Linked DNA regions of Homo sapiens: region 1 is linked to region 2. Evidence: read pairs that join two places in POLR2A ChIA-PET (ENCODE). Cell type or tissue: HepG2. All regions are shown on one strand. Each heading gives the region's core, and the rest is flanking DNA. Links, peaks and the distances in the headings are about the cores only. Region 1 overlaps ZSWIM6 (zinc finger SWIM-type containing 6). Region 2 overlaps ELOVL7 (ELOVL fatty acid elongase 7).

Region 1 (8,160 bases), core at 2,967-5,466, 540 kb before region 2:
TTCCATTTTCAGGCAAATTCTAGAGTTCCAAGTGAAGACAAAAATTCATTAGTCACTAGGGTCAAAAACAAGGGAGAAATTAGGACATTAAGGCATGATACACCTCGATGAATAAAAAACATGCTCTGTTTAGCTGCACTAGATCAGGCAACAATTATAATAAACTATTAACAAAAATATATCTGTGGATAGAGAAATTTGTGTTTTAATGGTAATGAGACAGATTTTTTTAAAACAATGTTTCCTTTCTCTAATTATGAAATCAATATATGATTACAGAGTTTTTGAAAAATACAGAAAACTAGAAGAATAAATGAAGGAAATTAGGTAAAACTGGAGTGATGTGTAACAATCTATTTCCCTTTTGTGTACTATTTAGAATTCAAATACTTTCATGTATTCCCATGTGAGCCTCTTAGCAGCCTTACGACAGAGGTGATAAAGATATAATTAGTCCCATTTTATAAGGACTTGAGGAAGTTCAGGGCCAGTAAGTGTCCTGCCTAGAGGCACACGGATAGTAAGACAAGACGCCTCCTAATGGCTCAGGTATCTTCCCCAAGCTCCTGACCATGTGATTAGCAAATGATACGTTACTTAAGTGCAAGTACCTAAAATGAAAGCAGTACCTGTGAACAACAATCTAAGATTGCTAAAACAATACAACTTCAAATAAGAATATAAAATTTACATATCTTTAAATTGAGAAAAAAAATCAGGGGTGGTGACATCAAACCCATGGAGACTGAGAATCTCTTAACTGCTTCCTTTTCGTCTGAATAGGAGATACAGACAGAAATGTATCTCCTATATATGAAAGATTGAGGAGAGCCCACTGACGGAGACCAGAAATAAGCCAAAGGTCACCTTTCAATCCCAAAAAACACCACCTTCCCTCTCTTACTCTCTCCCTATACACACAAGTGCACATAGCGCACAATTCTAAACTGATTTATATCTTGCCCTCTTCCTTCTGAGAAACAAGATGTATGCCTAGGGTAACCATAGACTTTATTATCCAAACTGGAACACTTGTACAAGTGAAAGAGGTGACTGTATAGGAAAAGAGACATAAGCCAAGACTGACTGGACAAATGGGAACAGGTGGTCACACAATATCTGGATAACCCAGCCCTCTCAGGGGCCAAGCACTGAGAGTACAGCCCTATTGTTAAATTATTGTTCAGAAAACTGCTCTGGAGTACCCCATGTTATGCAAATTGAGTCTTAAGCAAATTCTACCTCAAGAGAAAGTCATCAGCATTTTGGAGACCAGTGTAGCAAACCATTCCTATTAATTAGACAGTGTCATTTCACAATGTGTAAGATCTTGTGGGATATTCTGAAGTTATGTGTTTTTTTTGCATATCATCTGTGAGAGGGAGAGTTTTCAAAAACTAAACTTAGTTATACCAATTTCTTTTAAAAATGAAACATCAAATAGAAGGAAAAAGCAATCACTTAATCCCACAAAGGCATTTATAATTCAAAATTATTTTTCTAGGTAACCCAAAAGTACTGTTCTATATGGGAATATTCAAGTTACTTTCTGTTTAGAAGTTGGAATCATCTAATAAATAAATTGCTTTCAGAATAGCTTTTGGCCTGATGCTACTACTAGCAAGTTAACAAGCTTAAAGAAAAGGTCTCGTCAAATGAGAAGAAAAAAAAAAGAAACCCTACACGGTATTTGGAGAAATATATTGATGACAAACCCAGTACTGAAAACCAGCCTACTTATCCAGCAGTCATATTCCTATTCACCTCCCTCAAAGACTATGCCACAGCAATTCACATTCAGAAAATCAAATAGAAATTAGAAACTGGAGCTATTTTTTTCAATTAAGAGAATTTCATGCAGACACCCACAGGGCTGGCATATACTCTAAGGCTATCATTCATTCAAGTGACATTTCAATGTCTACTATGCATATAATGCACTGGCACTGTTAATACAGTAGTTGGCTGTTCTAGATTTAAAATTTGCCAGAATTTTTTTTCAAACTAGCAGATTCATCTTTCACTCCAAAAAAAGACTTTGTATTTAAATGCTCTGTAATTCTCACCCCAAAAAAACAAGACTAGAAATACCTGCTAAACAATGATAAATTCAAAATGACTACTCCATAACAGTGTATGGTAGAGTATTTTTACATCTGTTAGCACTCCATATTTTGATTCAATTTGATTAGACAACTGATGCTTCCTTCATCAAAGATGCTTAGAAATCTACAATCCTACAAAGGATATTCTGATTTCTCATTAAAAAAAACTGTCCCTCATTTTCTCCGATTTTTACATTAACGATGAGTTCCACAGCTGTGTTCTCAAATTTGGAAAAGACCGTGAATCAGGCGAGGGTCAGTCTCCACAACAATCCCTTACAGAAGGGATTGTTCTACCCACATTCACTGGAGAGACAGAATGCCCCTCAATCTAGAAAGGAAGCCAGATTATCTAAATGGATCTGGTTTACTATTACAGATTTTTAAGAAGAAACAGTATGAATCTAAGACATAGAATGTTTTAGGATTATTAAATAAGGCTTCCTGAAAGAGTTGGGTTCAAAGCTCAATTCTAAGACAAGGGAAACAAAAGAGGAAGAGAAAATTAATTGTTGCACAATTGTAAAGGATCGAAGAGGAAAACAGCAACTCATAAATTTTTAAACTAGCAGTTTAAATGTGGTAAAGCCAATAAATCCCTGAAACGACCCTAAAATAGACTGTCATATACTGAACTTTTTACAGATTACATTCTGAACTATAATGTTTCCTATCTTTAACAGGAAGTATGAAGGGGGAAAATCTAGATGTGAAAAGTTTTTATACAAGAATATTAAATAAGCAGCCCAATGAAGTACAAATACCTGAATGGAGGTAGGGGTGAGAACTCTCTATATCTAAATACGGCTACATGAATTTTTTGGTTTTTCAGAGCTTAATCCACCATGGCTTAACCCACTACCACCAAGACTCATCCTACGTATGCTATTTTAAAAATACAAACTACATTCTTTTTTAAATCTTGCTTTTGTTTTTTGTTTTTTTGAGACAGTCTCACTCTGTTGCCCAGGCTGGAGGGCAGTGGCATGATCTCAGCTCACTGCAAGCTCCACCTCCCGGGTTGACGCCATTTTCCTGCCTCAGCCTCCCGAGTAGCTGGGACTACAGGCGCCCGCCACCACACCCGGCTAACTTTTTGTGTTTTTAGTAGAGACAGGGTTTCACCGTGTTAGCCAGGATGGTCTCAATCTCCTAACCTCGTGATCCACCCGCCTCAGCCTCCCAAAGTGCTGGGATTACAGGCGTGAGCCACCATGCCCGGCCCAAATCTTGCTTTTTTTTAATTCAAAAAGATCACATGCTTAACATCAACTTGGTTTCAAAAATACTTCAGGTCTTAAAACCAAGGGTACTATGACACTTATTTTGCCGTTTGTGAGTTTCATGTCGAAAAGTGGACGTTTTCAGCATGAAAACTTATCTTCAAAACTCACCAGGACATTCTATCATAAATTAGGATATTTTCACAAACAATACAGTTTTCTCTTTAATATTCTATATATTCCATTTCTTCCACATCTTTGTGGTCCAGATGCTTAAAGTTGAAGTGGTCCTGGATTTTCATAAGCACGCACAGCTTATTTGCTTCAATAATGTTGTAGGTGAGGCCTTTTTCTCCTAGAGCTGTCCTGTGCCCCCTATGCACCAGAGGTAGGTCTCATAGTCTGGCTCCTCTGCTTGGTTTACAGGGAGATCCAAGTTCACAACAATGGTGACTTGCTTCACATCAATCCCTCCAGTGCAAACATTTGTTGGTATGAGAAACTTCTCATCCTGAAACTTCCAAATGATGGAAACTCACTGCTCCATGGTCAGCTCTCCACTTAACAAAGACACCTGGTGGCCAGCCTGCATCATCTCCATGATCAACCACTTGGCATTTCAATGAGTCTGACAGAAGATGATGGCCTAGCCAATGGTGATGCCACCATAAATGTTGCACAGAGCTTGGTATTTGTCTTTCCTGTTCTTGCACAACACGTAATACTGCCAGATGTTGTTCAAGGTCAGCTCCTCTTTGCGTAACTTGGTAATTTAGGGATGGGTACAATTCACTCAGCAAAATGCCACACGGAGTAGCTATGAGCTACTGAAACAAATTCATACCCAATTACATAACAGTAAATTTTGAATAAACTCATAGTTACTAGCTATTATATCACTAATTGTTGTCTAACACATCTAAAATATAAACTACAAAAAATTTTAATGAAAACAGTGAAAACCTTGAATGAAACTTGAATCTGTACTTTTTTAAAAAATTCATCCATTTTAAAATAAAAGTACTTTGCTACAAATTGTTAAAATGAATAGAGTATTTTAACGGCTTTTTCCCCCACAGTAGTAGTCATTATTGAAAGCAAAAATGCAATACAATCCAGGCCTTTGGAATTTCCTGCTATTTATGAAACAGCTTAAACAAAATGCCTCTTTAGTAAGTTGCTAAGGGAGATCCATGAAAACTGCAAAGAAACTGCTCTGACAAGTTCTAATAAGGAAAGTCATCTGAGCACTTTGCTTATAAAAACTCTAAACAGCACTAATCAAACTACCTACTGGGCTTTGGTTTTAATAAGGCATGTTAAGCTAGAGCTCACATCAATTTACATGACTCACCTAAACAAAACGTAAATTGCATTAAAGATACAAAAGGTAGTCTCTTACCCACTAACATCCAGTACTCTACAATGTTCTATGCATCATATTAAATTATACATATACACATATCTAGAGAGATACATTGATATCAATAGGTCAGCTGACAATCTATCTCCAGGCCACTTTTGAATTATCTACTATAACCTCTAACTACAGAAAGATTACACTATGATATAGTTCAATGAACTTGATATTCTATCCCCAAGATATTCACTATGTTTCCTAATAATTCAGCAAACTACCCAACTTGCTGTCATCCAAAATATAAGAATCTGTTTTAAGATTTAAGAATGTGGGCCAGGCACGGTGGCTACCGCCTATAATTCCAGCACTTTGGGAGGCAGAGATGGGTGGATCACCTGAGGTCAGGAGTTCGAGACCAGCCTGGCCAACATGGTGAAACCCCGTCTCTACTAAAAAAAAAACACAAAAATTAGCTGGGCGTGGTGATGGGCGCCTGTAATCCCAGCTACTCGGGAGGCTGAGGCAGGAGAATCACTTGAACCCGGGAGGCGGAGGTTGCAGTGAGCTGAGATCGCGCCACTGCACTCCAGTCTGGGCCACAGAGCGACACTCTGTTTCAACAAAAAGATGTAAGAATGTAAATAAACTCTAAAACATCTGCCTTCTGTTGTATACTAGACCAAGCAATTCACCTTTCACTAAATCCCTCAACATAAGCTTTCTTATTTCCATAAGAGTAAATTCAGCAGAATTCATCCAATAACTACCTTAAAGATAATGTGAAGAAAATCAGTTTGATTCCATTTCTAGTTATTTGGGCCAATTAGTTTGTGTTACCTTAAGAAGGGTGTCAGATCATTGCACTACTAAACGTTATCCTGCCATCTGATGGATTTAAGAACATTACACCACTACTCACTGGATAAGCAAATAATCATCAGCGTTTCCATTTGTATTCAGTGTAGCTCATGGTACAACACAAATCATCCCCAACATGCCCTCAGTTTTTCTATGTACCTTTATAGAAAGAATACAATTACTATTCTTACTAAAGTCCCTTCCAAAGATACAAATTCACCTTGTGACATTTTTCTTTCCAAAATTACTCAAGAACAAATACAACATATTTACAGATAGCCACATTCTTAAATTCATATATGCATCCAAAAACTTTAAACTCAATTTGCAAACACAATCTACATAACACTGGCTCTAGGGTGTATAGAATCTAGACCCAGATACTAATATTTCAACTAAAACCTAGCTGCTCCCTACAAAAATGAACAGTAAGTTTTAAATATATTACTAGAGTATTAACCAAATCTAAACACACACAAATGAGTTAGCCAAGAGAACAGGGATAACTGTAGGAAAAACAGTATGTGTTTCTTTTTAATGTCTGATGGCACCTATAATTATATAAACTAATTCAGACTCCACAACTTCAACAGCTACAGCAATTTTAAGAACCCCCGAGGCATAGTAAATAAATCAGGCAAATTTCACACCTCTTGGTGGCACCGCAAAATGAAAAGTATTGAGCTGGATTACACGTCTGACCTGACAAGACAATTCTTAAATCTTTCTCCTACCTAAAATAAACTATACATTACATATTCCAAGATTTATGTATGGCTACTATTAAAGATCAATCACTTCTAAAAACATGTACATCCTATTTCAGAAAAAATAAAAGCAAATAGAGTACCACAGCACAGAATATGTCTGAAATTTAGTTTTGTTTGATATCTGAAAGTTAAGTTTTTGACATTTACCAGCAGTCCCACAACGTGCTGACCCTGTGCCGTCGTGGCCTGGTGCCAGCCTGATGTAGGGCCATGCTAAAAATAGCAGCTAAGCAGCAGCTGTAACACATAGGTCCTTCTGACCTCAACTTTATTTCCCTAAAGGGTGATTGGAGGAAGAGGGGGACAACTGGAGGGAATGAGGGAAATGGAATATACTCTCAGTAGGTATTACTTATCTCTTCTGATTTGTCTTCTTTTCTACCACACACTCCTTTCTCCTCCCTTCCCTCACCCCATCCCCAAGAAAGGAAAGGACAGAGGAAAAGAAGAAAGAAAATGAGGGAAGAAAGGAAAGAAAGAAAGAACAAACTGGAGCTGTGAGGCAAGTTGAGTTCACAGTCTTCCGCACCTGCTGCCCTCAAGTCTCACTTGATTCTACCCTGCCATCATCACAAAGCAGCCATTGGTCATTTCACTCATCAGCTTCACCACTGTCTAGAGAAAAGTATAAACCACAATCGTGAAAAGACTGGCTAGTTCACTGGGCTGAACGTATATCAGACAAAAATTACACAAGTGGTATTTGGGGGAAGAAGGGAAAAAGAACTGTAAAAATGGCATCAAGAATACAAAATCCTGGCCAGGCACAGTGGCTCACACCTGTAATCCCAACACTCTGGGAGGCCAAGGTGGATGGATCACCTGAGGGCAAGAGTTCCAGACCAGCCTGGCCAACATGGTGAAACCCCGTCTCTACTAAAAATACAAAAAATTAGCCAGGCGTGGTGGCACGTGCCTGTAATCCCAGCTTCTCAGGAGGCTGAGGCAGAAGAATCACTTTAGCCCAGGAAGTGGAGATTGGAGACTGCAGTGAGCCAAGATTGCACCACTGCACTCCAGCCTGGGTGACAAGAGAGACACTCTGTCTCACCAAAAAAAAAAAAAAAGTCCAAAGTGCTAAGGATAAGGAAACTTGCAGAACACTAAAAAACAAAGTCATAAAGGAACAGGGCTAACATATTACATATTTAAAAGTTTGCTCACATAAAACAACTAGATTACAAACATGATATTTGGGTTTTAGAATCTTATTTTATGACAAGTACTTATTATAAAAATCACAATATTCTTTGTAGAAATGAGTTAATAGAAAAGGTAGCAGCAGGAGTAAAGGTTCAGCATGACCAGGCCTCTACCAACAAAGACCTACAGCCACACCAGAAAAGACTCCAGGTATGCCCCTTATACCTAAATTACAGAATCCCTACACAGTACTACACTCATAAAAATGCTAGTAACTATCAGCAAACATTTATCACATACAACCTGGCGTATACAAAATTCTAATCTGTACTGATTGTAATTACGTAAGAGAATTTAAAACTTGCTTTTGTGGACTTATTCTACATGGTATCTTCTCATGTATATTTTCTCTATAAAATCTTCCAACATTAGAGATCTGATACCAACTAACAATGAAAAATACTTTAAGTAAACAGACTCTCAAGGCAGGAATAGGGAACCAGTCACCTGAGTTTTAAGCACATTAATTCACTCAATGAGCTTCCAAAGTATCTGATCAGCTTATTCAGTTAGTAAGAGTTTAAATGTACTGACAGGTTCTACTGCATCCTTCCAATTAACATCAGCATTCAGGAATTGCACAGATAAAACCCTATCTTTCAAAGAATGTCAAATCTCTTTACCAGCAACAAGAAATAATA
Region 2 (8,160 bases), core at 3,237-5,736:
GTGGACCGATTATTGTATAATAGTAGTATTGATTTCAGTTCATTATGCATTAGCTTGGTAGCATATGTTTAAAGGCTACCACTTAAAATTCTGTATATGCTTTGAATTTAAGACTATCAGCTCATATGCTTTGTTAGGGTCCTCTTATAGTTTCCTGGCAATTAGCTGCAATGTAGTTCATGTGATGTTTTTCATGGGATAGGGATTTTAGGAGCAGTAAATGGGGATGGGGTGGAGGTGAGTCTCCAGCCCTGTATTTTCTGCTTACCATTCACAATTAAGCCCAGCATAGGGCTTAGTGTGGTGTTAATAAATGTTGGTTGATTGATGAAATTCATTTCACCATCTTGTTCTTCTTACTGCCCTTCACACTGGGAAGCTGTGTGCTATCATGACGAGCATAGACTGGAACCCTGAACTTTGAACACTTCCTCTACAGCTTAGTAACTGTGTGATCTGGGGCAAGTTCCTTAACTTCTCTGAGCTTCAGTTTCCTTATCTGTAGAATAAAGATAATGGTATTTCTCTGATAAGAGCTGCTAGGAAGATTGAATGTGATAATGTCAGTGGAATACCTAGCACAGTACATGACCCAGAACCTTCAGTTAGTGGGCGTTATTGTTATTCTCTTGGATAACTTGGGTAGCAACTCACTATACTCCCTTGCCTCAAGAAGTAGAGACAATAGTTGGTTTCAGGGGATGTGCCTAGTTGTACTGCTTGTGGTATGCTGGGTCAGATCCCTTTGTTTCAAGAAAACTCTGCAATCTCCTCACAGAATCTGTTAACACCTCTTTGACTTTTGAGCAATACTCCAAGATGACTACTGAGGCTGGATGAGAAGGCTGATTGTCATCTGTGGTTCTGCTTCTTCCTTATGCATTTTTGACCCATTTCACAGATTTCATAATAACTCATTATGAAAATTTTATTCTTTTCAGAACCACCGATTTTTAAAACTTTAATCAAGACAGCTTTCTTTTTGCAAAAGATTTCAATAATGAGGATTCCAGGTTGGCACAGGCTGATTTGGGCAACTGAGAAAAGTCTTTCCGACCTTTGTCAGAGAAGTAGCTTAGCTGAGTTCGTTCTTGTTGCCACCTTGCTTTTGAATCTCTTGGTTAATGTATGAAAGCAGAGGAACTGCTTTCATCTGAGGCACACAGTGGCAAAGTTCCCATGGCAGGAAATGTTTGTTCTTACAAATCTCATACATGGTGGTCACAAGGGAGACCTTCGTATTTTGTTTTGCTTGTCTGGGCTTTATCATAATTTGATGATTGTTTCAGTGTGTTTGCCTGACAGCTAACTATCTAAGAGAAAAGACTGTGATGCACTTGCCCTTAGGGACCTTCTTAGTCAGCCCCAATCTACCTGTCGAGTTTATCTCCTGCTTCCCCTCTTTGCAAATCCTTTTTGTACTACAACCAGGCTAGTGGTCTTTTAACAAGTGTTCTCTGAAGTAACAATCCCTGTTTCTGTTAACTGAAAAAAAAAAATTGATATAAACAAAAACAAAGAGTTGATGACTTCTGAGATTGGGAGGGAGGAATGGGGGCAGGTGAGAAATAACTTACTAAAGGGAAATAGAGATTTTTACATTGGAGGGCAGTAGGGAGTGTTGAATGAGAAGAGTGGAGTCAGATAGTGGAGCTGAGAACTTGGGACTTGATGTAATTTAGAATAGGGAAAGGGGAAAAGGTGATGAAAGTGGTATTTTAGGACTATATTTTTCTCTTAATAAGATTAACCCTAAGCGTAGATTTAAGGGATATATGAGTAGAGGCAAGAGTTATCCAGGCCCAGTTATAGTAATACACGTGTCAACCGAAGTTCTGGTTGTTAGCAGTGAGAATTGTGGGGAACATTTTCATTTGAGAAAAGTCAGGTTGTAACAGCTCACAGGTTGGAGGTAAAAGAGCACAGTCAAAGATGATTCTAATGGCTTGGAGTAAAAGAAAAGTCAAGCCATTAACGCCTGTGAAGGTGACGGATCAATAAACCTGTTGGTTGAAGATAGAAGCTGGGCAAGATGAGTTCCTTTTGGGATTAGTTAGGCTTCCTGTGATGGTGGAATATCCAAATTATAATGTTTATTGGCAGTTGGAGAAAATGGACTCTGGCATGGATGAAAGGTTAGGGTTCAGAGTGTAGACTTAGGAGTCATTACCATTGTTTTAGGAACAAGTAGATAGAAAGCAAAGAGAGCACCAAGGATTGAAGGGAGAAATCCTTCAGTGCAGGGGTATGAAGAAAATAACCAGCTAAACAAAACAAGCAAGAGCTGAATGATGGAAAGGCTTGAGGCCAGTGAGATGAATGCTATACTGTGGAAGCCAAGGTCAGGGCTGTGAGAAGGAAGGAGAGGTCAACAATGAGGGACTGCAGGCAGATCAGAGTAGACAAAAACTTAGGATAAGCCTTTAGGTTTAGCAAGAGGGAGGTTCTCAACCTTTGTGTACAATTCCAGTGAGAGAGGAAACCTTTAACCAAGCAAGATGATTATCTGAGAAGAGTCACACCTTCCATGAGGAATACCTTTAGAGATGCTGTGATCCAGAATCCCTGCCATGCTAAATCACAGTCTGTCATATCTACTCAAGAACAATTCCTTTCCCTTATTCCATTATCATATGCCTATTCTTTTTTTTTCCAATTAAATTTTGCAGCTTGTCCTCTCCAGCCTAGAGAGGGCTTGTCACTATTGTTATTGAACAACATAGGTCACAACCAGTTAAATTTTTTTCTATTCCAACACATTTTCTGATGAAAATTAAATATATACCAAGCAATAAATTTGGTTCTCTATTGTCAAACTTAACAGCAAGAAACTCTTTGTTACATTGTACTATTTCATTTTCTCTCAAGATAACATTTTATTCTTTATATTTCCTTTTCTTTATTTAATTAATTTATTTATTTTGAGAGATAGGATCTTGTTATGTTGCCTAGGCTGCAGTGCAGTGGCACAATCATTGCTCACTGTAACCTCAAACTACTGGGCTTCAGTGGTCCTCTTGCCTCAGTCTCCTGAGTAGCTGGGACAACAGGTGTGTGCCATCATGCCCAGTTAATTTTTTAAAAACAATTTTGTAGAGATGAGGTCTCCCTGTGTTGTCCAGGCTGGTTTCAAACTCCTGGCCTCAAGCAATCCTCCTGCCTTGGCCTCCTAAATTGCTGAGGTTAAAGGTCTGAGTGACTGTACCTGGAATTATATTTCTCATTTATGTTTTTTTCTATAATTTATCTTAGATTAAGATTGAGATTAGGTGTCTTACCCTTTATGTTGCTATAAGAGAATACTAAAGAATGGGTCATGTATAAGAAAAAAATTATTTCTTACAGTTCTGGAGGCTGGAAGTCCAAGGCCAAGGGGCTACATCTGGTGAGGGCCTTCTTGCTGGTGGTGCTCTCTACAAAGTCCTGAGGTGGTACAGGGCATCACATGGTGAGGGGGCTCATGAGAGTTGGCTAGACTGGCTTTTATAACAGACTCACTCTCCTGGTAAATAACTCACTCCCTCAATAACCCGTTAATCCATACATCCATGAAGACAAAGGTTGATGGCCTTTGTGTGAGTTATACAGGCCCCAGTTTTTCAGCTTCTAATCTTTTATTCTTGGTATGTCATTATTTATTTATTTTTATTTTTACCTTTTCCATTTCCCCTTTCAGGAATATGTCATTATTTATTAGTCTAACAAAATGTAGTGGGAAAGAGGAAGACACCTTCTACTTATCAGAAAATAAGTCAGATGGACTACTTGCAAAAGACACTGAAGCCAATAAAGAGAAACACTTAGAATGCCCAGTATGCTAATGACTATACTATCTTCTATGCTATATATAGTAGTATATATATAGTATGTGCATAAACACACACATACTATATACTGGTTTTTTCCTTCTAGGTATGAATGTTCATAGTTCAAATGAATAAAATGCAGCTAATTTGCAAAGTTTTTTTTAAAAAAAGTACAACTGACCTTAATGAAAACACATTCCTCAAGTTTTTGAGAATCAAATCTCAGTAAAGAAGATCTTTTGAGAAGATAAATACAGCCTCTCAGTAAAGGGCAGAAGCACAAATAGAATACAGTTAGACAACAGAAAGTTGAGAGGTTGACCTGGTCATGTGAATTATTTACAGATAAATATACCTTATTTACTTACTCTTCTAAGTTAAAATTGAAACTGAGAAAATTGGGCCTTCTTACTGCCCAGTACAGCTATGAGAATTTCTTTACTGATTGACGAATGCCATGGATATTTAGTCCTTGACTCACCTCCCCTGGGTCGGTACTGTGCACAATACAAATTTGCTTAAGAAGCCCTTCCACCCTACCCTACAAGAACTTACAAAATTCTAGGTGAGGTAAAACATATCCACAAATGAAATGCAGTATAATGACTCCCAAATATAGAGGTATGTGCAGGAGTTAGAACCAAAATATTAATAACTAGTGTGGCATGGATGTCCAATGAATCAGATCAGATGCCAGCCCTGAAAAACTGACCTGCCTGTCCTAAAGCACAAGAGTGGAATATCAGTACTGGTTACATATAATGTGCTGTAGGATTGCATATTTGTATAATTTAGTAATTGATTCCACAGAATAATCATGTATAGGTAATGGGCAAATCTATCATCAGTTTTGAATAAAATAATGTTTCTAACATGAATTCTCTGTAGAAGCTTTTTAAGCAGAAATTTAGATAAGCAGTGGGCTTAGAAAAATCCACATGAAAAGCCTTTAATAAATGAATGAATTCATCATCTCCCTTTCCCTTCAGTATGTGATTCCAGTGTCCATGTCCTCACCCATGAATGGGAAATGAAGGTGTGTGTTAAGTATTGAAATATAGCAGGAGGAGGATCCTAGGGGTACTGCCTTAAACTGGGCCAACCTGCTTTTTTAGTTCTTCTGCCCACAAATGTTTTCCTTCATACTATAAGAAATGCTCCATTTTCTTAAGTACCTAAAACATTCAAAGATTCATTTGTGTTAACAAGCCTCAAGTGAAGTTCCACTGGCCACAAATGCAAAGCAGGCAGGCAAGATAAAGTTTGTTTTTTCTCACTGAGCGATAGTTTGAGGGCTGATAATTTGTTTATAGTCATTTTTTCCTGTAGCCCAAGGACATGGAAAGTGAAAAAAAGAAGAATTCAGGAACCTGAGTTGTAGAGTTCAATATTCATACCAAGATTCATTCCACCTCATAGGTTGCATCCCATTCCCTTTAAGGCATTTTTATCTGTTCACCAGTGTATGGAGTTTCCATAATCAGAATCAACCCTGTTGTTCCATTCACCACCTGGAGAAAAAAAAATTAGGATTGTTAGTCTGTTTGCTTCTCCTCCAATGTGAGGCTATGGTTTCTCTATTTTCCTACTTTTTTTCTGATTTCCTGTGAAATCAAAGCTTTTGCCTTAGGCATATACATAAACACTCATGCAATTTCAGCTTCTCCTCTTCCACCAACTTTTCTTGGCCTTACAAATGTATTCAAGATGTTTTTGTCCTTGAAATAAATCTGTCCTTCACTCTACTATCTTCTTTCTTCCTCCTATAAATAAGTATCTTGAGTAACTGGGTCATAGAAAGGGAGTGATCCCAGAAGTCAGTTGAGCTGAGTGTTGGGTCCAACTCTTTATTGGAAAATCCTTCAGAACCTCAGTCGTCACAGCTAGACAAGCTCTAGAAGTCCTTCCATTCAAACCTTCCTCTGGGATAAATTTATATTTATCAAGACTAGCTACTTTCAATGCCTCCTCACTCCTTGGGGCCTGGGTTTGATTTCTGCCACCCAACTGTGTATTATACTGTAGAAGTTTATAAATTTAGCTAGTTTCAAAATTCAGTAGGTTTTTTCTTCATCCATATTCACTCAACACTGGAGAACTAGTTTTCTTCCTTAGATTCTTCGACATACCAATACCAGTTGTCATCTTAACATTCTTTTTCTTTCTTTCATTTTTAAACATTTTAAAATAGAGTTGTCAGACATACACAGAGGTAGATATTAACACCCATGTACTATCATCAACCATTCTCAAAAATTGTCAACATTTTACCAGTCTCTTAATATTATTTTTTAAAGAAAAAACCATTTTGTTCTCATAACATTTCCATCACCCTCCAGAATTGTCTTGTGCTGCACTTTGTAATGAACTCCCCTCCATCCTCCAACCCCAGCAACTTCTGACATGTTCTCCAACTTTATAGTTTAGCTTTCTCCAGAATTTCATAGATGAATTTTATAGTATGTATTCTTTGGAGTCTGGCTTATTTCACTTAACAGAAATACAGTTCAGATTCATCCATGTTGTATCAGCAGCCTTTTTCTTTTTATTGCTGAGTAGTAATTCATTGAATGGATATACCACTGTTTGTTTATCCATTTATTAGTCAAAGAAAATTTCAGTTGTTTATTATTTTGGGTGACTATGAATAAAGTCACTATAAACATTCATGTACAAGTTTTGGAATGAATATAAGTATTTCTTTGTCTTGGGTTAATATTAAGAGTAAAATTGCTGGGTCATATGCTAAGTATATGGGATTTTAATAGGAATTGTGTTGACCAATTTAAGAGAATTGATATCTTAACAATATTAAGTTTTCCAAACCATGAACATGGTATCACTTACCATTTATTTAGGTTTTCTTTGATTTCTTTAATTTGATTTTTCTGCATAGATGCATAAGAATTTTTTCTTATTCTTTGAGTTCATCAATTTAACCAGGATTTGTCTTGCTATTGATTGTTATGCATCAGATTATCTTACAACCTTGTTTTCTCAGTCTGTCTATAAAGTCAGTAGGAAATTATTTTTTGTCATGTATTTGAATATGTTACTTTTTCTTTTGTTGAATCGTGTACTTTAGAAAGACCAATTACCCTTTTATGGGATCATCTTTGCCCTTCTTTTTTTTTTCTATTAGTTTAACCTTTATCATTTTCATTTGAACACTTCAGGTTTTCTTCTATACCTAGAAATCACTGTTTGGTTGTGAATACTCTGTTTCTGGCTGTTTCTGATTTATCTTTTAGTGTGCTAATGAGCTTTGGTCCTCAATTTGTTTCATTGGTCCTACAGTCTCCCATTCCATTTTATTCTTTTTTTTTTTTTTTTTTTTTTTTTTTTTGAGACGGAGTCTCACGCCCAGGCTGGAGTGCAGTGGCATGATCTCGGCTCACTGCAGCCTCTGCCTCCCGGGTTCACACCATGCTCCTGCCACAGCCTCCCAAGTAGCTGGGACTACAGGTGCCCACCACCATGCCCGGCTAACTTTTTGTATTTTTAGTAGAGACGGGGTTTCACCATGTTAGCCAGGGTGGTCTCGATCTCCTGACCTTGTGATCCACCTGCCTCGGCCTCCCAAAGTGCTGGGATTACAGGCGTGAACCACCGCGCCCGGCCCCATTTTATTCTTTTATCATTTTATGAATACATGTTTTTAACTCAAAACCCTTCTGGAGAATTTCCTTTTGTTCCTTTAGTTACCTTTTGTTGTTCTGGGTTCTTTTTTGTCTGCTGTGTCCTTTTTGCTTTGGTTTCTTTCCCCCCACAGTTTATTTGTAAAGTTTTCTAGTGATTTTTTTTTTTTCATCAAATGAATATTAGGGCACTTCTGGTCAGACCACATACTTGGTCTGATACAGTTTGGGTGCTTTGCTGTCTCTTTCCCTCAGTGTTTTTGAGCCAGTTTGTTTTTTCTCACTGAGCAATAGTTTGAGGGCTGATAATTTCAGTTTATAGTCATTTTTTCCTGTAGCCCAAGGACATGGAAAGTGAAAAAAAGAAGAATTCAGGAACCTGAGTTGTAGTGTTCAATATTCATAGCAAGATTCATTCCACCTCATAGGTTGCATCCCATTCCCTTTAAGGCATTTTTATCTGTTCACCAGTGTATGGAGTTTCCATAATCAGAATCAATCCTGTTGTACCATTCACCACCTGGAGAAAAAAAAAACAAAATTAGGATTGTTAGTCTGTTTGCTTCTCCTCCGATGTGAGGTTACTTGTGAGGCTTCTCAGGCTCTTTTGCATCCCCAGTGCAGCTGGGGGAAGAGGCCATGTTGGGTTAGGAACCCTGCCGTGTTGTAGATGCCACTCTGCTCCCGACCCTTTCCTGGGCCACAGCGTTTTGCAA

The links. Peaks named below come from ENCODE experiments on the same cell type or tissue, not always from the same donor. Only the 100,000 strongest peaks of a DNase experiment are listed, where the experiment ranks them.
Region 1: POLR2A ChIA-PET joins it to region 2 with 5 read pairs; 1 of 35 experiments calls an interaction of 5 or more read pairs at or near these places.

The regions. Positions count from the first base shown.
Region 1 is chr5:61,343,109-61,351,268 of GRCh38, reverse strand. All of the region lies in intron 1 of ZSWIM6 (zinc finger SWIM-type containing 6), which reads right to left. It also overlaps the pseudogene LOC100421309. Among named protein-coding and RNA genes, the nearest start is that of ZSWIM6, 15 kb to the right of the region's middle. In HepG2, for the core only: a CTCF peak has its summit at 3,867 (motif pointing left); a DNase peak (open chromatin) is centred at 3,978.
Region 2 is chr5:60,806,985-60,815,144 of GRCh38, reverse strand. All of the region lies in intron 1 of ELOVL7 (ELOVL fatty acid elongase 7), which reads left to right. Among named protein-coding and RNA genes, the nearest start is that of ELOVL7, 33 kb to the left of the region's middle. In HepG2, for the core only: no CTCF peak of the experiment used is centred there; a DNase peak (open chromatin) is centred at 4,274.